Linked DNA regions of Mus musculus: regions 1, 3 and 4 are each linked to region 2. A link is a loop called in an ENCODE intact Hi-C map of the cell type or tissue named here. Cell type or tissue: left cerebral cortex. All regions are shown on one strand. Region 1 holds the start of Parp6 (poly (ADP-ribose) polymerase family, member 6). Region 2 holds the start of Senp8 (SUMO/sentrin specific peptidase 8). Region 3 overlaps Gramd2 (GRAM domain containing 2). Region 4 holds the start of Pkm (pyruvate kinase, muscle).

Region 1 (5,000 bases), 130 kb before region 2:
CACTAGGTCTACTAACAGAACTGAGATTATAGTGATGTAGGTCCTGGGGTGGTGACTCAGTCAGTAAAAATCTGCATGAAAACTTGGAAGACTCAAAGTCAGATCCTCATTACCCATGTAAAAAGTGGGGTACAGTAGTACCATCTGTAATCCCAGCACTGGAGAGGAAGAGACAAGAGAATCCTTGGAGTTTGCTGGCCAACCAGTCAATCCATTTATAAACAACTCTTTTGGTGAGAGTCTCTCTCTCTCCCCCTCCCCCTCTCTCCCCACCCCCATCACCCCCCCACACACACACACACACAGAGGGAGGAAGGGAGGCAGGGAGGGAGACAGTCAAGGAGGGAAGGAGGCAGGGAGGGAGGGAGAGAGGGAGTAACTGACTAATGGAAAATGAAGAAAGCCAGGAAGAGCATAATAATCTATAAAGCAGTTAAAATTCATTGAGTACGGGAGCATGAGAGGGAAAGGGTTAAAGAGAGGGAATCCTGGGAGGTTGTGGGATTCTGCCATTCCACATTTCATTCATGGGAACAAAACCTTTGTGTTTTCTTATGTTGAACACATTTCCACAGTGCATGCTCTCAGAAGACTATGTGACCCTAAGTCCAGTTCTGAACTACTGTGAACTATTGCACTCTGAGACTGGAGTATATCCCTCAGTTTTCTTCAGTTATTACAATGTAACAAAACACCAAAATCTGTTAGCAGTCAGCGGCCTGGGGATCCTTGGCTCGATCCAGTTGAGACTCATGAGTAAGCAAGGAGAGAAACTAGAACCCAGGGGGCAAGCACAACGGCTCAAGCCAAGAATGCAATAATTTAATTTTCTCTTCTTTCCTTCCTTCTTTTTTTTTGAGACTGTTTCTTTGTGTAGCTTTGAGTGTCCTAGAACTAGTGCTGTAGACCAGACTAGCATCTCAGAGATCTGCCTCTGCCTTTAAAGTGCTGGGATTAAAGGCATGCACCACTACCGTCCCACACTTTTTTTTTTTTAAGGGTTTTTTTTATTTTTAATGTATGAGTATCTGCATGTACACCTGCATGCCAGAAGAGGGCCCAAGATTTCACTATAGATGGTTCTGAGCAACCATGTGGTTGCTGGGAATTGAACTCAGAACCTCTGGAAGAGCAGCCAGTGCTCTTAACCCCTGAGTCATCTCTCCAGCCCCACTTTTTTTTTTTAAGATTAATTTTACATATGCATGTTTGTGTTTTCCTGCATATATGTGCGTGCAACGCATTGGTTCCTAGTGCCTGTGATGGCCAGAGAGGGTAGTAGATCTCCTGAAACTGGAGTTTCAAATTATTGTGAACTGACTCGTAGGTGCTGGGAACCCAACCCAGGCCTTTGACAAGTGCAGCCACTGATCTTGGCTGCTGAGCTTTCTCTTCCATCCCAACTAAAATGTTTCATTTAGTTAATTTCTGAGATGGTTTCATATATCCCAGGCTGGCCTTGAATTGGCTATGTAGCTTAAGACTTCTATGGGGGCACACGCCTTTAATCCCAGCACTTGGGAGGCATAGGCAGGTGGATTTCTGAGTTGGAGGCCATCCTGGTCTACAGAGTGAATTCCAGGACAGCCAGGGCTATACAGAGAAACCCTGTCTCGAAAAACAAAACAAAACAAACAAAAACAAAAACAAAAAAACCACAAAAAACAAAAAGACTTCTAACTTGATTTTTGTGCTTCAACTTTCTGAATGCTGAGATAACATTATACAGACTACAGGCACGACACGGGATTTACACACCTGTGCATAAACTAAGGGTTTGTGGTTGCTAGGCAAACACTCTTCCAAGTGAGCTATGTCCCCAGTCCCCTGTGTGATGAGAAAGCCTGGGTGCGGTCGGTACACCGAAGCAAATGAACATGGGAGCAAGTCAGATTTCAGAATTTTAACTTTTGATTCCTATTTTTGTCTGGCTTCAAGCTGCACCAAAGGGGCACCTCAGTATCTCTATATAGGCAATCTAGATTACCTTCTTCTGCAACCCTCCTAACCACACGAGGCGACAAAGAAAAACATTATATTTCGGCATGTCCGGAGAACCTCTTTCTCAAGCTCCCTCCGGGCCCCAAAGCGCAAGCGCCACTCTCTCGCTTCCTCACGCCTTCAACTCTGGATCACTGCGCACGCGCGCCCTGGCTAGCACCCTGGGGTGGGGACACGCCCAGGTACAGCACGCACCGCGGTTGGTCGGAAGAGGACACCTGATCGCGGTGTCTTCGCCTGAGCATGCGCAGAGCGCCCCGGCGTGCCCGAGACCGCACGCTGAGGCGTGTGGTGCGCGACCTCACCCGCCCGCCTCGGTCCCCGCCCCTTGGCCTGCCGCTCCGCCCCCGCGGGGCGTCCCGGGCCGCTCGTCCCCTCCGCGGCGGCCGCGCGCGGCCCGGGGTCGCCGTGAGTACTCTCTAGGCTGGCGTGTGGGGAGGCTGGAGTGGGGATGGGGCGGGGCGGTCGGGCTGCTGGCAAGGTCCGCCCTGCCTGAGGGACCAAGTAAGGGATGCTGACAGGCTTCGCTCGGCTGGGCGGCTGGCGGCGGCGAGCCGCAGACGGGTCCTTAACGGGGAAGGCCGGAGCTGAGGGCTTTGGGGGACACCTGGAGAAGAGGCCTCAGGCCCTGCCCTGCATGCGCAGGTGTCCTCGCGAGCGTCTTGGTCTTCTCCCTCCGCCCGGGCTAGGGTTAGCGCTGGCCCGCGGGTCTCGCCCCTCCGCACCCTCCTTCGCCCTTTGTTTAGTAGCCTAGTCCTTTTGACACTTCCGTTGGAGTGGAGTTTTCTTCTCCTAGCACACTGAGCTGGAAGTCAAGCCCAGAATGTAGACGTTGAGATCAGAGGCGTCTCTTGACTAGGTATACGTTAAATGGTCACTCTGAAAAGTGCCAATGGACGTAGAGAAAAAGACCTTTGTGGGTCGTCCGAAGGCTTATTTACCGTTGGCACGATCTCATAGAAATAGACCAAGCGTGTTAATGCGAGCTGCCATCCCCCAGAATAAACACTGAGCCTAACAGCACACTTCTCTGGGCACTCTTAATAGTCTCTATTTGATCTAGCTCCTCTTGAAAGGTTCCAGATCTGCCCCCCACCCCCACCCCGAACTAGTTATTACATGAAAAAATGGATAGATTTGGCCCTATCAAACGTTCAAGTTACTTATGCAAGTTTTGTGACCTCCCTAGGTTGGAGTATTAAATATGTAACATGAAAACTTTGAACTAGGTCATCTCTCAGCCCCCTCTTTTTTTTTTTTTTTCTTTTTTAATGAATTCCGTGCTCCACCATCTGCCTTTTCCCACTCTCCAGCTTTTAAATCTACTCTCCATTCCTGAGAGAAGGCCATGGAGTGTTGAGGATTCAAGTCTTTTTTTACTAAAACAGTCTGGTTGGAGAAGCTGGTCATTTCATAACTGTCTTTTCCTTAGAAAAACTGATTTTTTTTACCCCCTCCTTTTAATAGCATCAGAAACCAAGCAGCAAACCCTGAGGAGATGCTCAGTTTTCCTTGACTTCTACAGTGAAAGACCTTGAGAAAGTTGGCACTTCTAGCCTAAGCTGCCCTCATTCTACTGCTCACCCCAAGACAACCCAGGCTGGACTGTAGTGCTTCCCTCTTCGTCCAGAGCAGCATTTGACTGTTTTCAATCTAAAAGAACCCTGGTCCCAAACTTCATAATTGGCACCTCAGCTGCTCTTGAAGGTGAATGAAGTCTTGATTTTTAAAAAGCATTTTGTGTGATTTTTGTCAGTTTAGTAGCAGCATTTAAGTTCTTATACTTACCTCCTATTTGGCCTAGGTACATAGCTGAGGGCTCATTCACTAATTCAGTAAATGTGTTATAGAGGCTGAGAATGGTGAAAACAGTAAAATCTTTGCTTATAGAGCTACAGTCAGGAGTGAGAGAGATGGCTCAGCAGTTAGGACCACTGGACTGCTCTACCAGAGGTCCTGAGTTCAGTTCCCAGCAACCACATGGTGGCTCACAACCACCTGTAATGGGATCTGATGCCCACTTCTGGTGTGCCTGAAGACAAAGTACTCATATACAGAGAGAGCTTACAGTCTGGTGAGAGATAAATGTAAGAGTGGTCAGAGCTGTGGTGAAGAAAACAATGTGGAGGGGGATCGAGAATGCTAGTGTGGGTATTTTATATGGGCAGTCAAGGTGACCTTTGGCCAGAGTGTGGATATCTAAAAAGGAATCCTAAAGGGGAGAACAGTAGAGACAAGATGTGTAGTGGGACTATTCTTACTGTGTTTGAAGAACAGCAGAGAGCACAGAGACAAAGGGAAAGCATTTGATTTTATAAATGTAGAAAATTTCAACTATGTACCCAAAAGTAGGGCATATAGGAAACCCTTGTGTACATTAGCTTCATCAGTTTCCATTTTTTGTTGCTGTTGTTTGTTTTGTGAAATGTAGCTCTTGGCTCTCCTGAGACTCAGTATGTAGTCTGCACTGGTGGAGAACACAGAGAGAACCTTTTGCCTCTGCCTTTAAAAATTCTGGGTTTTGTTTTTGTTTTTGTTTTTGTTTTTTGAGACAAGATTTCTCTTTCTAGTCCTGGCTGTCCTGGAGCTCATTCTGTGGCCCAAACTTGCCTTGAATTCACCGAATCTGCCTGCCTCTGCTGGGATTAAAAGTGGGCACCACCATCCCCCTGCAGAGTGCTGGAATTAAAGACACATCCCACCATGCTTGGTTTACAGTTATCAGCATTTTGCCAAATTTATTTCTTCTCTTTTCCCACTTATTTTATTTGGAACTGGGGTAATATTTAATTTTTTTTAATTGAAAATAAAATTCTGGTTGACCTACAATGAGTTTTTTCATACATATAATTGGACCTTATTTATAACCCCCCCCGAATATTTTTAAAGCAATTATCAGATATGAGGTTATCTCATCTCTAAGGGTGTTAGTTGTAATTGATTTTTGCATGTTGTTTTTTTGATCAGTCAGATAGTACTGCCAGCTTAAAAACTGCTAT
Region 2 (5,000 bases):
CCCAGCCCTACTCTTCCTTCATACAATGCTCTAGCCTTATCGGACAACACTCTTATCAGGAGGCAGACAGACAGGTTTCCTTTGATTAACCCTAGTTAACATACAGCAGCTATGCTTTCTTGGGCTTTACCTCATACAACTTTTTCTGTCAAGTGAATTTTTTGTTTAAAAGCCTGTATTCCCCAATACTGTGGGACTGTAAGAAGGCTGCGTTTTAAATATCTTTATATCTTGTTCTTAAATTAGTAAATGAGAAAGACACTTTGAATTGTCAAGGCTGAGTGTACAGGAATGTCTAGGGCGAGTGGATGTTGGGCTTAGAATCCCATAATTGGCTCATCTCTGTTTTGGGGGAGGGGCTAAAAATGTAGATGGTTTTTAAGCTTTGAGCCTGGACATATAGCTTATACAACCGGGTTACCAGGAAGAGGAAGGGTCCATAACTGAGGTGATCTGATTAGGATTGGAGATGGGAAGCAGAAGTGGTAGCCGATGCAAAGAGGATCCGAAAGCTTACGGCCGCCTTGGCTACCAAGCAATTCAGTGAGTCCCTATTGCAAAAACCCAAAGCAAGAGCAAAAACTGAGAGAAGCTGGGGATAGGGCTCAGTTGAGGAGCACGGCCTAGCACTAGCTGCAAACTTCCCGCCTACATGCCCTCCCCGCCTCCCACGCACACGGAACCGTCCTGACTGGAAAGGCAGGAGTGGCTTCCCTTCTCTCAGTTCCCAGAGCAGTCATTTAATTCTTTCAGTCTTCTGCTAAAGCTTCTCATCTTATCTTCAATTCTTTCTCGTCAAAGGATTCCTGCTTTTAAGGTTTGGAAATCAACTCCCTCAGCTTCTTGTCTATTCACACCACTCATCGCTCCTGTGTAGCTTGCTGGACTCTACCCTTAACATTAGTCATCTAGTGAGCTATAGTTTGTTGGAGGGGTATTAGTTTTACTTAAAAAAAGAAAAAAAAAAAAGCATCCTAGGTGATTCTAATGGACGGACAAGCTCGTGTTCTCCTGCTGTTTTTCTCTTCTCTACCCCTCCTCACCCTTAGTCATTCACTTTCAGGTTCCATGGCTCACCCTTCACTCACCCATCACGCCCCGACCTCCCCAAGTCAGGACTGACCCAGAGCCCAGAATCTAGTGCTTGTTCTACTCACTGAGCTAAACTTCACTTTATTCTTTGAGGCAAGGTTTCACTATGTATCCCCTGCTAGCCTGAAACTCGGCGTGTACTACCATATCTGCTTTTTTTTTTTTTTTTTTTTTTTTTTTTAAAATTGGCTCAGACTGGCTTCCCACTTGGAGATCTAGCTGCCTTATTCTTTCAGGAGCTAACAGGCCAGCCATCCCAGGCAATCAGCCATCTTCAAAAACAGCCTTTGCACCTGCATCTGATTATTTCTTGCACTTGTTATAGTTAAGTTTCCCCCGCCTTGTGATCAAGATTGGCCTTAAATTCACTCGCCACATAGTCTAGTTGTTTCAAATGGAAGTCTACCTGCGCGGTTTTTACTAGGTATATGCCAATCCTCTTGCTTTTTACTCTTAGGTTGTTTGTCACATGCCTTTGTACTAGCCTTTCTCTACTCCCATTTTCTTTCTGGCCAGTTTCGGTCCACCAAGGTTTTAACACGAGTTCTCCACAGGCCTGAAAGTCATTTGGGAAAAGTCCTCTTCTGCAATCAAGGACCCCCCCCCCCCCACTCCCCCGTTTGTGTTCAGCTCATCCCGTGTTATTTTACTGTGTTACCATTGCGGATTCTTTGTTTCCTACATCACAGCACTTCAAAAGAGCGGATATTTTTTCATTTTCTTCTAATATTCTGGATTTTACAGCATAGAAACAACTCAGTGAAAAGTCTGTGGAATGAATGGAAAGAAATACTTGGCCACGGGGGCGGGAACAAGTGGGGGGAGGGGCGTGCGTGTGTGGAAAAGGGGCGGCGCTGAGAATCCAGCTGCAGAATGAGGAAGGGGCTCGGACACACTAGAGTCTGCGTGGAGCGCAAAGCGATCCACTGCTTCCAAAAACTGAGACAAACCTAAGTAGGGAGGAGGCGTCTTACCTATTCCTCAGGCCTCACCAACCCAACCAGCCTTCAGGGAGCTCTGTACTGGCCGGAAAGTGAGACTTAAGGTCGTAATCCCAGAGTTTGCCTTTCCAACCTTACGACGTTTTTATGTAGTAATCGAGAATCTAACACGGAGGTCTCAGCCCTGCCGTAAAGTGAAGAAGGAATGGGGAGGCGGGGCCATTCGGAGGGTGGAAAATAGGCGTGTCCGCGCAAGCGCAGGCAGCCCGCTCCAGCAGCGTCACGTGCGGAGGCGGGGCCGGGCGGGGCTGTCCGGGGCTTGGCAGCAGGGGGCGTGGGAGGTAAGTGCGCGCGCGCCTGCTCGGCTGCTGCTGGAGAGCCGCGCGGGGCGGGGCCGCGTGAGCGGGGTCGGGGGCGCGCAGGCCTGAGAGGACTGGGGACGCAGAGGCAGTTGGCGGTGGCCGTCGGAAAGTCCTGGCAGGACGGGGAGGGACTGCGGCGGAGATACCGGTCCCCGGGCAAAAGCAGGGACCGCGGTTTAGCTTCCAACGCGTGCTCTCTGGGCGGGGTGCGGCGGGGGATGTGCCTGCCCAGTCCGGGCGGAGTCTCTCTGACAGGGCGGGGGATGCGCGGCCGCCGCTCTCTCGGACCCTGAGGCGACTGGGCCCACCCTCGCGGAACCCTCCTACCCCCCGGCGGCCTCGGCCTCTGCTTTCTCCTTCTGACCCTGGAAACCGAGCTGGGGAAGCGGCTACCGCCGAAGAGGAAGGGGCTGTGGTGGCCACCGCGGCGCAGCCAGAGGTAAGACCCGCCCCAGCACCCAGCGGCCCTGCCGCCTGGCCTGGCCCGGCCCACGTCTCCCGCTCGGCTCTTTGGCTCCCGGAGGGCTGCCCCGCCCCGCCCCGGCGGAGACGCCCCGCCAGCAGCTCTGCCCCTAAAGCCTAGCAATCGCCGGAGTACCGCCGGGATTCCACCCCCAGACTCGACTCTCCCGTACCTTTCATTGACCAGACACCATTCTGTCCACCAGTAGCCGCGGCGCTTCTGTCACTGGCCCCCTTCCACCTCCTGCTAGAACCTCTTTAGACCCTCTTTAGGACTCTGACTGGAACCTCTAGACACCGTTATGTCGGAGCGGATCCTTGTCTGGGAACCAAGGCCACTACTGCTTCCTAATGCATTGCTACGTCCCAGATCTTTGGGTATCCTACGAGTCATCGCTACCCGAGCTTTCATAGGGACCCTCACGCAGCTTACTTCCAGTCAGGTTTGCTAGGTTTTCCCCCTACCCATACGAGCTTTCAGATAGCCCAATGTCATGATGCTCTTACCTAGTAGGTCTCCGGTTAGCCCTTCAAATCACCATCAGAGTGCTGGATCGCCCCCTCACACCCCCCCCCCCCCCGCCCTGGTGTAGTTTCTCTAGAAGACCTCTTAAGCAAACCTTGTTACCTGATTTCTAACCAATCGGGATCTTTGGTTGAAAAGAAGTTTCCAGGAAAACTCGAAGGGGTTATTTACATAGTCCAGTATATTCACTCCATTGGATTTTAAGGAGTCAGACTGAGACCCATGTTTGGAGCCTCAGGGACTGGTTGCTGAAAGGGAAAGAGAGCAAAGAGTGTGAAAGCCCAGGCAGGGAGGGTATGTGTGCTGTTACAAGGGCAAGCTGCTTGCTCCTCATCTTGTCTCTTCAGTAGAAGGAAAGAACCAGTCTATATCTTGTCACTTCTGGGCTTCTGTAAGGATTAAGTTGCATTACACCAATGAAGATAAGTAACTCTTCATATATTTGTCTCAGCACTGTAGATTTGTACAGATACACAGGTTTTTAACTAGAGGAGTTTTGGATTTACTGTTTTTGAACTTGTTAGAAAAACAGCATTTATAGCTGTTCTTAATCCCTGAAGGCTAATGTTTTTAGTATTTTTTTACCACCCAGTCTTCTCCAAGGACCAAGTATAAGTGTCATTCAGAATTGAAGTTATTATTAACAGCTTTCTTAGTAGTAGTAAAATATTGAATAAAATGTTTGTTGAAATTATACTCCTGAGATGTCAAGAGGGAAGCGTAATGTTAAGTGTTAAGTGTATAATTTTAATGTTTATGTAAGGGTGGGGGATATTTTTGTAGTTAGTACTTACGGTTTTTTTTTCCTTTCATTTTTTTGTGTCTGTGTGTAATACAGGGAGAAAAACCAATTTACATTATGGGTATTAATGAGACACAGTTTAGAAGTCAAAACCATCAGAATAGTGTAGTAAAAAGTTTCTCTTTCTCCAATCTCCAATTGTTCATTTTCTATTTTTCAGCTTCTGTAATTGGTATGATGTGATATTTCCAGCGTTTATAAGCTTATATCTGTATTTTAAAGACACACAAACTATACACAAATTATTCCATTTTCACATACTACTGCTGAGTCCTAGAGATCATTCAGCAATAGTGTTCACGGAAGAGCCACATTTACTGGTTGGGTAGTATTCCATTTTGATGGACTTGGATTTATTTTTAGTCCTTTTTCTAAAAATTACTGCAAGCTTTTATTCTAAATGTACCAGGTATTATATGTATAAATGATTTTCATGGTTTGAAAAAATTCTGATAATTATTTTTGTATTGAACCTATAAAAAGAAGTGTATCTGAAGTAAACTTCTCATGGACTCTCTTGAGCTACAACTCAAGACTACTTTTAATGGTAATTATATTTATCAGATCAATTATTAAAGGATTTGAAGTGAGGGACCAAAATGTTCAGATGAGCATTTTTAAAAGTCACTTTAGAGCAGATTAAAAGTAGAATAAAGTTAAAGCCAGAAATATATTAGAAGGGTGATACCATAGTTCTGAATTTGGATATTGGTAGTTGACAAGTCTTGGTGATTTGATGGAAAAGCATACAGAGAGGACAAAATTGGAGATATTGTTCCAATCTTTCCCCTTATGTGAGGATCCATATGATGAAG
Region 3 (5,000 bases), 59 kb before region 2:
TTTGACAAAATTGTAGATTCAAATTCAATTCTACTTACTATATATATATATATATATATATATATATATATATATATATATGTATGTATGTATGTATCAGAAATCCACCTGCCTCTCTCTGCCTCCCGTGTATATTATAGTTTTATAATGTTATGCATTACAACTTTCAGGAGTCATGTCTCTTCTTGCCATGATATGTTCCAAGGATGGGACTCAGGTCATCAGGCTTGTATGGTTTGTTTGTTTGTTTTTGTTTTTTGAGACAGGATTGGCCTGAAACTGTATCCCAAGCTAGCCTAGAATGTTCCACAATTTTAGCTCAGCGTCTCTACTTCTGGGATTACATGAGTGTCCCTCTACTGTGGCTTTGTTAATTTTTCTACTAGGTTACTTAATGACTTGGATATATCCATTACATATATTTAAAACTCAATCATCTGTACAAATGTTTTTAAAAAACAATTCCCACTGTGTTGCCCAGGTTGCCTGCTTTAGCTTCAGGGCATTGAGTGATAGGCACATAGATGGCACTGCCCAGCTTTGATTTGTTCATCAAATTTTACATTTTGATGTAGAAGAGTTTAACATTTCTTATGCAATTAAAAACTTTATTATTAGCCGGGCGGTGGTGGCACACACCTTTAATCCCAGCACTTGGGAGGCAGAGGCAGGTGGATTTCTGAGTTCGAGGCAAGCCTGGTCTACAAAGTGAGTTCCAGGACAGCCAGGGAACACAGAGAATCCCTGTCTCGAAAAACCAAAAACCACAACAAAACAAAACAAAACAAAACAAAACAAAACAAAACAACCTTTATTATTGTAGCCAGGCACTTGGAGGATGGGGTGGGCAGAGGCAGATGGATCTCTGTGAGTTTGAGACCAGCCTGGTCTACAGAGAAAGTTCTAGGATTGCCAGAACTACTACACAAAGAAACCCTGTCTCAAAAAACCAAAAAAGGTGGGGGGAGCTTTATTATTTTAAAACTATGTATAGGTATATGCGTGCCTGCATATGCGTGTGTATCTGTGAGTCCAAGTACCGAAGAAGGGCAGAGGTGTGTGCTCCTTAGGGCTGGTGTCACAGACAGTTGTGAGCCACCATATGGGTTTGGGAATAGAATCTGGGTCCTCTGGAGGGGCAGCCAGTGTGTGGGACCACTGTGCCATCTCTGCAGTCCCTTATACAGTTAAATCTTTGTTTTCTAGATTTTGTACCTTACTTGGGAAACCCTTCTAATATTAAAAAAGTTTTTATTTTATTCTAATTCTTTATATATTTAGACTTATAGGTATCTAGCTGGGTGTGATGATGTATGCCTATAATCCCAGCACTCAGAAGACTGAAGCAGGAGGATTGGCTTGAGTTCAAGACCCTGCTTCAATTTAACTCAAAAGTTAGAGATATACAGATGTCTACTGTGCATGGAATATATTTTTGTGAGTGATGTGAGATAGCCTATGTCCTATCACATTTATTAGGCAACTTATTTTCTCTTTCTCAAAATATTTTCATTGTACACTCAAATTTCTTATATCCACAGATGTTTTGCTGGTCTCTCTGTGTCCCATTGATATTACTCTTTTGTAAGCCAGCACTACCTTTGTAATTTGCTCTGCATTTGGCTAGGTGGAGCCTCCACATTTTCTTTTCAAAAAATTTTTTTGACTGCTCTCAAGCATATAGTCTTCCAGATCAAATAAAATGTAGGACCATTTAGAGTCAATTTACAAGACTTTACCTCTCCCCCAACCCTCCCATTATGTAATCTAGGTAGGCCTCTAACTCAGCATGATCCTCCTGCCTCAGCCTCCTGTTCCAGGCATGGGCCACCACACCCAGCTATAGATTTCTGTGTTGCTCTTGTAACAATTAGAACAGTAATGAACTCTTAGGGCTAGGGGTGTAGTTGGGTGGGCTGGTAGAATCCTTGCCTAATGTGTGTGAGGCATCCCCCAGTGGGCGGGGGGGCATCTCTTACTGTGTTTTTTATGTATGGTCAAAGTATCACAGTTTCTCTGTCTCTTCCTGTGCATGTGTGTGTGTCTGCTTGCTCTCGTTCACTTGATTCAGAGGTCAAGTGTCGGCCTCAATTGCTCTCCGTCTCCTCTCTCCAGATCAAATTGAAGCCCTCATTCTTTTTTCTTCCTTCCTTCCTTCTTTTCTTTTTTGTTTTTTTGTTTTTTTCAAGACAGGGTTTCTCTGTATAACTCTGGCTGCCCTGAAACTCACTCTGTAGACCAGGCTAGCTTCGAACTTAGAAATCCGCCTGACTGAAGCCCTCATTCTTACGTGAAAGCGTTCTTACCGATTAGGCCATCTCACCAACCCCCTAGGTTTTTCTTACATTGTCAATTTTTTTAATACATAAATCTTTATACTTCTCACCTTTGTACAATAGCTACAACCTCCAAAGGTTGAATTAACAGTGACAAGAGCTGGCACTCCCTAGGACTTTTTATCAATTACATAGTATAGGGTGCTCCCTGGGGAAGAGGCCCCAGGACCCAGCAAGCTGCTCAAGACTAGATCATTGGTCAGGAATCTGCCTGGGGAGCCACGTTGTCGAGAGCCTGCGGCAGGGTGTGGACTCCAGCCCTGCCAGGGGTGTGCACAGTCGCGGCCAGCTGCCAGCTCTGGTACTGGGCACCACTCCAGGAGCCCAGCGCGGGCTCAGCATCCCGGGAAGCTGGTTGGTGGGGACGCTGCTCCCTCTCTCACGTCAGGTCTCCCGATCTACTCTGCTACCAGCTCGACTCCCCAGCTGGCAGAGGGCCGGACCGCGCCATACTGACGCGATCAGTGTCGCTGCAGGCGCCGCCTTGGGAACCACTAAGTGTGGTACTGGAATTCTGGGTGTGGCTGCCACCAGGGACCGAGGGACCTTGGTCTTCCCGGTCCTTTCCAGGGCAGGTTTAGCAAAGAAACTATGGTTGGTGCGTCCTTGGGGTGGAGGAGCTGCAGGTGAGAGTGGCTGGAGGGGGGCGGGGGGGATGTGACCAGGCAGTGAAGCAGCACCAGGTCTCCAATGAACGTTCTCAACAACCTTTTAGGACTTTTAGAAGTGTGTAGCCCTGCCCAACCCTGGCAACTGTGCCATCTCTTACTGGAAGGGAGGAGAGGCAAGCATCCCAGGCTAGTGTGGTTCTGAGCTGGCTGGTGGCCCGGTTTCCTCACATGTGGTCAGAGCCTCACTGTCCCTCCCAGTCACCAGTCTGGGAGGAAGGAAGGAGGAGTCAGGCCCATCACAGTACCAAAGTGTCTTTGCTGAGGTTACCCGTCCACGTGTCCAAATTCAAGGTCCGTCCTTCGCTTCTGCTGTTAATTACCCTCAGCAAACCTCAGCACTGTTTCATCCCGATGCCTGCCCAGTTCTCCTTCGGAAATGCTTCCGTGTTTTCATGGCAACCTACACGCCTGGAATTTTATATTTTCCTATTTGTTTTGTCATGTTTTTCCAGACAGGGGTCCTCTGTGTAGCCCTGGCAGTCCTGGAACTCACTCGGTAGACCAGGCTGGCCTTGAATTCAGAGATTCTCCCTGTCCTTACCTCCTGAGTGTCGGGATTAAGGTGAAAGAAAAGGCGAATGCTGGGATTAAAGGCGAGTGCCAATATTTCCCGTATTTTTTTTTCTTTCTATTTCTTAGGCCCCTATATATAACCTAATTTTGGGGGGACTGCCTCTCTCTTTTTCTTCTATACAATCTTTAAGCCCTGGATCTCTTCTTTCTTCTTCCCTCCCTTCCTCCTCGTTTACATTGAGATAGAATTCATACTCTATAAAATTCATGTCTGTTTGCTTTTTTATTCAGTGCTAGGGATGCAGTTAGGCCCTATACAGGCTAAGACCATGTGCTACACAGCCATCTGCTGCCTGTCCAATTCAGTGATGTTTATAATGTTCACACAGTTGTGTAACCAAGACCACTGTTTAATTCCAGAATATTTGCCCTGCAAAGAAGCTAAATGTATCATTAGACACATCACTATGACCGGTTTGCCCGTTCCCTGCCCCCGCCCCCCAGGAAGTACCAGTCTGCTTTATGTCTGTGTACAGACCTGCCAGTTTTGTATTTTCCTTACTCATGTAACCACAGAGTAAGTGGTCTTTTGTGACTGGCTTCTTTCATTAACAGTATTGTAAAGATCCTTTTATAGAGGCTGGAGAGATGGCTCAGTAACTACCTGTAACTCCTGCTCCTGGGGATTTGACATCCTCTTCTGGCATCTGCACTCACTGAGATCAGCCATCCCTTCCCACACCACTGCTGTGAGTTTTAAAAAGAGATTCATTTGAGATTAGCATGTGTCAGTGCTTTTGTTTCTTGGGCCTTTTTTGGATAGCAAAGGAAATATTTTGTTTATCTATGGATAAGCGTTTGGCGTTTGGGCCGTTTTCATCTTTTGACTTTTCTGAAAATGCTGTGAGAATTCACACATAGTACTCTGTGTGGACGTGCATTTTTGTTGATTTATTATTTTTAATTGTTTAATTGGGGGCTGGAGAGATGTCTGTGTGTGGGTGTGCATGTGCGTGTGAAGTGCCCACAGAGGCCTAGAAGTGTCAGATTCCCCAGGAGCTGAAGTTAAAGACGCTTGTAAACTGCGATGTGGGTAATGGAAATCGAACTCTGGTCCTCCGGAAGAGCAGACATGCTTTGAACCACTGAGCCATCTCTGAACACCCATTTCTAACTCTCTTTTGTATGTTCCTTGGGATGTCTGTTAGGTTGCATGATAACTTCAGCGGTTTGAAGAACCACCAGGTTTCTTTCCAAAGTACTTGCCCTGTCTCACATTCCCACCAAGGGGAGAAAAGGGTCCCAGTGTCTCCACAGCCTCACCCACACCTTCATTGAAGATAGTCTTCCGGGGGCATGGGGTGGCAAGCTTTGTGGCTTTGATTCTCTTTCCCTGGTGACCAATGATGTTGATGGCCTTTTTACACGCTTCCTGGATGTTTAGTATCATCATCTTCTGAGAAATACTGCTTCAAATATG
Region 4 (5,000 bases), 93 kb before region 2:
AAGGCCTGTGATTCAACTACAAAGAAGTGTCTGCTTGAAATGGTCACACCCATCTTTTACCAAGAAAAACAAAAGAACAAAACAAAACCAAAAAAAATCCAAAACCTAAGGTACAGTCTTCCCATTTAGAATGTGGCAACATTGTATCTGCTTTCAAAACTCTGCGGAATGAAGACTAGTGTTAACAGTTGGGAAATTAGAAAATACTTTGTAGGGAAAAAATTGTTAATGCCTCCAATACTACAAATTTAAATACATACACGCCTGAGTCAAAAACCAGTGTTGACTCCTGCATAGATAATGGCTACACGTAGGTCCAGTTCTGCACTAATTACCTTGGATTGGTTTGCTGCGTCCAGGTCCAGGCATTTTAAAAGTGCAGGATTCGAGACTCAAAGTATTAACATGGGTCCAATCTAGCCCTCCTTATTAGGAGGTCGCGCTCACGTTCCAAAGAGAGACTTAAGTTCTTCCTACCCAGCCTCTAAGTCTGGAACCCTCTAGGAGGCAGCCCAGACCTTCCACCACTCTCTTGCTCCCATCACCCCAGCTTCCCGTTCCGCTCAGCCTCAGAGGGTGTACTGGGGCGGGCGCCGGGAGGGTGGAGAGTCTCCGGGCGGGGCTGGAGGAATGTCCGTGGACCTATAAATCTGGGCACCGCCCTGGTAGGCCAGGGCAGATGGGGAGACCTGGGCAAAAGGCCAAAAAGGGAACATTTTGTAGCCGATCTAAAGCAACAGGTGGCGGTGGCGCCCGGGAACCTAGGGGTGGTGGTGGCGGCGGCGGCGCTGGCCCGGTGGGCGGGCCTTGCTCCCTCACCACTTCCCCATTGGTCAACAGGATAACCCTTGAGCAAATTTGGTCTACGATGTCCTTCCGCCACGGAAGGTAGTCCTCCTCAAAAGGGCAACCTGCTTGTCCCGCCTACCCTGAGCTTCTCTCAGGAGGTGCGGGCGCCCCGTTGAGAGGCGGGGCGCCGCCGGCCGCAGCCCGGATTGGGCGAGGGGCGGGGCTGCGGAGGGATTGCGGCGGCCCGCAGCTGTGATAACCTTGAGGCCCAGTCGGCGCAGCCCCGCACAGCAGCGACTCGTCTTCACTTGACTGACGTCCGCTCTAGGTATCGCAGCAGGAACCGAAGTACGCCCGAGGTGAGCGGGGAGAACCTAAGCCATCTGTCCCCAGAGCCGATGCCCACTGGTGTGTAACGCAGGCCTGCCTGCCCACGCGGGACTCAGGCGCCAGGCATCGAGCATCCCACTCCGGGTTGGGGAGGAGCCACACTTGAGTCCAAGTCTTAATCCTCCAAATTGAGGGTGGCCGGCTAGCTCCTTTCCCACGGTCTCATTCTGCTCTCTCTTCCATCTCAATCTGGTTCCAGCCTCTTATCTTACTATTGCTATCCTCGCCACCCTGTTCTCGCCCTGCTCCGATGCTCGTCCTCCTACATCCACTACGACTTACGACCTTCCTCTTAGCTCTGTGCCCTCATAATTCGGTGCCCTCCTCTTAATCTCTACTTGAAATAATTCCCCTACTCACCCCACCCCCACCCCCCATTCAGCCTCCGCGTTCATCCTCCTTTCAGGTCAGCGTTCTCTTCCCGCGCCAGTGTTCGCAGCTCTTCGTCGCCCCTCCCCCCTCCGATCCGGTCACGTCCGCGCCGCAGCATCCTTTCAACCTCCATATCCTCGCCCCTCCCCCTCGCAGCTTTTCCCCTCCCCCCGCATTCTAGTCACGTCCGCGGACTCCTCGTGGTCCGGTGCATGGAGGTAGGATGCAGTCACTAGCGGTCCTTGGTAATGCAGCTACAAGTTACGTAACTTTTGTATTCCCGGTGGCCTGGCAAGAAAGGTTGGCCGCTATTGCTGCCTGTTTTGTGTGCCCGCAGATTTTTGGTGGTGGGCACGGGCCCTCATTGCTCTCGCGCTCCATCCTGCGGCGGAGGGGCGGCACGTACTGCGATGCGTCTGATTAATCGGTCATGCTGCTCCCACGTGCTGGCGAGGGGGAGGGTGGGCGATCAACCCATACCCGTTCCCGACAGAAACTGGAGCCCGACGCTACCAGAACACACATAGCCCACAGAGCTCGGTCTAATTAGGGAAGCAGATTTTGTCAAGTCAGTGCTATGAGGAAGATGGGGCTGCATGCACAAGGTGGCCGGCATACTGGTTTTGAAAAAGCCGGGCATCTTCTAGTCTGAAGGCTATAAAGACCCAGTAAATACCCAGTCATAGTAAGATAAGAGCTCGACCACTTTTTCCAAATCCAGGACACTGGTAGTTTGGAAAAAGTGAACCTTATAGTGAAAATCCAGTCGTGCATGGAGGCAGCTAGGTTTTGGAATCCGGTGTGATCTATTAATATTCTTAGGTTTGGCCTCTGGTCCTGTGTCACTCCAGGCTGCTAAATTACTGGTCTCCTTGTAAGTACGGGCCATCCTCGATGTAGTGACTAACCTCGGGTGAAATATCCAGAAGGGCATGCATTATATCCTTTTGGTCAATGAATGAAGTAGTTACCTTGAAGGCTACCAACTTGATTCTGTCTCCTTACTATTTTTATGCACATTAGGGGTAAGCTTGGGGAGGCAGGTAGGCTCTGAATACCCAGTATGCCCATGGAAACAAATTCTCTCTGGAATCCCGTCAGTGTTTACAAAGTAATTAATGTTACATTGCAGCTCTCCTGAGAAAGAGCTATCTAAAGGGAGAAATCTGTGCAGCCTTTGTCTTTGGCTGTGAGGGTAGAAACAAAGAAACAGGTACCCAGATAGAAGCCTTCCGGTCCTCTTTGTTCAAGTAAGCCTTTTATGCCTTCTGGCTTGTAGGAAGTTTGGTACTGTTGCCCCAACAGTGGGGTGGGGGGGCTCAGATCAAGACTCAAGGAAGCATTGTTAGCAAATAATTTGCCCTCTGATGGCCTGATTATGCTGTAGGAAAGGCAGTGAGGGTGTTCTTTGGGAAAGTAGTGTAAACCATCACCGGGTCTGGGCAAGATGACTCAACCTTTCAACTTTGCGGCTTTTGAGAAAATTTTCTTCCTTGGGTGAGTGAGGGGACCACACTTGTTCTCTGAAGTGTTGTAAGGTTCCCTCTTTTTTAGTGAGTCAAATAGCGTGCATTTTCCCTGAATTAAACATGTCTCACTCAGACTGAGTGTGGTGGTTCAGCTTTAATCCCAGTACTTGGGAGGAAGGCCTGTGAGCTTGAGAACATGGAGCGGGTGATACCCTGTTTCCAGAGGTGGCGGGTATCACCTAAATGAAGGTGACCATAAGAGTGGAAATGTGGAGTGGCTGCTTCTAGACGGCATATTTTCATTCTTGAATGATTGGCACAGCAGCTTTTCATAGAACAACCAGTATCCAGATTGGCAGTTTCTCTCGAGGCATTTCTGAATTATTGCTTAAGCCAAACTATATGAATACTAATCACTTATTTAGTACATAGCTATTTTCATTTTAAGCATTATATTTTAAATTATTTAATTTGTAGGGAAATTTGTTAAGAACTGTTTGCCAGCACTCAGGAGGCAGAGGCATGCAGATCTGAGTTTGAGGCCAGCCTACTCTACAAAGTACCAAGACATCCAGAGCTACACAGAAACCCTATTTTGGGAGTGGGCTTTGGTGGAAATGTATCTCAACCAGGTATAATGGCCCTTGATCCCTTTATTCCCGGTGTTCTGGAGGCAAACTGGCAAATGACTTTGAGTTTAGTCCAGCCAGTGAGTGACTTGGCACATTTCATAGCTGACTCCAAACAGATTTATGGGGGCTGGGTATGCCATCTGTGTTATATGAACGTGTTGGTCACAGGAAACGCTATTTTATTTCTTAAAGCTGTTAATTGCTTAATATTGAGTGGAAGGGATGAGGAAGCGGCTATGGACAGAAAGGTAGAAAAAGCGTTTCTTGCCTTAAACTCACATTGGGTTTTTAGCATCTTTAGCTTTTTTGCAGCAAGTCGACACGAGTTGGGCAAGAACTAAGCTGGAGATTGAGGTAGAGGAAAATGACTCATTTGTCTTTCAGTTTCTCAATCATCTCAAATACCCACAGGCAAGTTAACTGGTGAGTTTTTTTTTTTTTTTTTTTTTTTACTGCTTCTGGTAAAGGACCGAGTCATCTCTGTAAACTGCACTCATGGAGACTATAATAGGAGTAGATGACTGTATGACGAAGAACATTCTTCCTGCCCTGGAACTTTCGTGCGTCTTGAAATTTTTAACCAAGAGCCAGACTTACTTTGGCTATGTAGTAATCAGGAGAGGTGAGCCCCACGTGCATCGTGGCCTGCAAAACTGCTGGATCTTAAGGCCTAGTGTAGCTACTCAGGTTTGGAGGTGGTCCCAGGGCACCACCAGCTGTGCTGTGAGGCCACACCCCTACTGTGGTTTGTGCCTGTCTGCACGTAGGAGAGAGGTCTGGGCTGCAGTACCTTAAGTGGCCTCTAGGGAGCTCTGAGCATCTCCTGAGGCCTGCCTCCAAAGGAAGCTGTATTCCTTCTAAATGTGTGAATAACCTTTAGGCCATATTTTGGCCTTAAAGTACTGGTGTCTCCAGTGTAAAAGACTTTACCCTTTGCCATGCCCACTTTGGAGGAGTCAAAGGTTTGATTTGATGTAGAGAAGGGCTGGGTGTGGTGGAATGTATTTTTAATCTCAGAGAGACAGGACAGTCAGGATTTGTAGAGTCCTTGTCTCAAAAAAACAAAGTAGGGAAGGGGCTGGCAATGTAGATCTGATACAAAGCCATGGTCCATCCCTACTACTACATAAAATGCACATAGTAGCACGTGTCTGTAATCATACTGAGCAAAGGACAGTGGGATTGGAGAAGTTGTGAGTTGGAAAAAACAAAATGGACTATGAACTGAATAAAGTCAGAATGCTATTTAATTAAGTTTTGGAAACTATAAAGATAAAAAGTCAGTGTTGATGCTAAGTTCTGGGTGGGAGAAATGGAGTCTTTAGATCCCACTCCTTGGGGAAAAGGC

What was found. A loop is a pair of places that touch in the nucleus more often than their neighbours do. Peaks named below come from ENCODE experiments on the same cell type or tissue, not always from the same donor. Only the 100,000 strongest peaks of a DNase experiment are listed, where the experiment ranks them.
Region 1: it touches region 2 in a loop (2.4-fold over the local background); 2 of 42 quality-filtered maps call a loop at or near these places.
Region 3: it touches region 2 in a loop (2.3-fold over the local background); 5 of 42 quality-filtered maps call a loop at or near these places.
Region 4: a loop joins it to region 2, with 4 times the contacts of the local background. A loop is called at or near these places in 5 of 42 quality-filtered maps.

The regions. Positions count from the first base shown.
Region 1 is chr9:59,615,000-59,619,999 of GRCm38, forward strand. Parp6 (poly (ADP-ribose) polymerase family, member 6) reads left to right here and starts at 2,285. Exons shown (of 24, transcript NM_001205239.1): 1 at 2,285-2,409; 2 at 3,469-3,708. It overlaps Gm51709 (a long non-coding RNA gene), which reads right to left and starts at 2,125. Exons shown (of 3, transcript XR_003948337.1): 1 at 1,988-2,125. In left cerebral cortex, a CTCF peak has its summit at 2,014; DNase peaks (open chromatin) are centred at 2,174 and 2,827; H3K4me3 peaks cover 1,957 bases; H3K27ac peaks cover 1,121 bases.
Region 2 is chr9:59,748,512-59,753,511 of GRCm38, forward strand. It overlaps Senp8 (SUMO/sentrin specific peptidase 8), which reads right to left and starts at 2,138. Exons shown (of 2, transcript NM_027838.3): 1 at 2,067-2,138. It overlaps Myo9a (myosin IXa), which reads left to right and starts at 2,663. Exons shown (of 44, transcript NM_173018.2): 1 at 2,663-2,834. In left cerebral cortex, a CTCF peak has its summit at 2,369 (motif pointing right); DNase peaks (open chromatin) are centred at 639, 1,512, 2,274, 2,892 and 1 more place; H3K4me3 peaks cover 3,644 bases; H3K27ac peaks cover 1,464 bases.
Region 3 is chr9:59,689,141-59,694,140 of GRCm38, forward strand. The region is part of intron 1 of Gramd2 (GRAM domain containing 2); the gene reads left to right. Among named protein-coding and RNA genes, the nearest start is that of Gramd2, 11 kb to the left of the region's middle. In left cerebral cortex, no CTCF peak of the experiment used is centred here; DNase peaks (open chromatin) are centred at 2,703 and 3,162; H3K4me3 peaks cover 1,216 bases; H3K27ac peaks cover 1,691 bases.
Region 4 is chr9:59,655,502-59,660,501 of GRCm38, forward strand. It overlaps Pkm (pyruvate kinase, muscle), which reads left to right and starts at 1,075. Exons shown (of 11, transcript NM_011099.4): 1 at 1,075-1,148. Gm51708 (a long non-coding RNA gene) reads right to left here and starts at 405. Exons shown (of 4, transcript XR_003948336.1): 1 at 336-405. In left cerebral cortex, CTCF peaks have their summits at 477, 1,950 and 4,460; DNase peaks (open chromatin) are centred at 616, 906, 1,704, 1,943 and 2 more places; H3K4me3 peaks cover 4,588 bases; H3K27ac peaks cover 4,413 bases.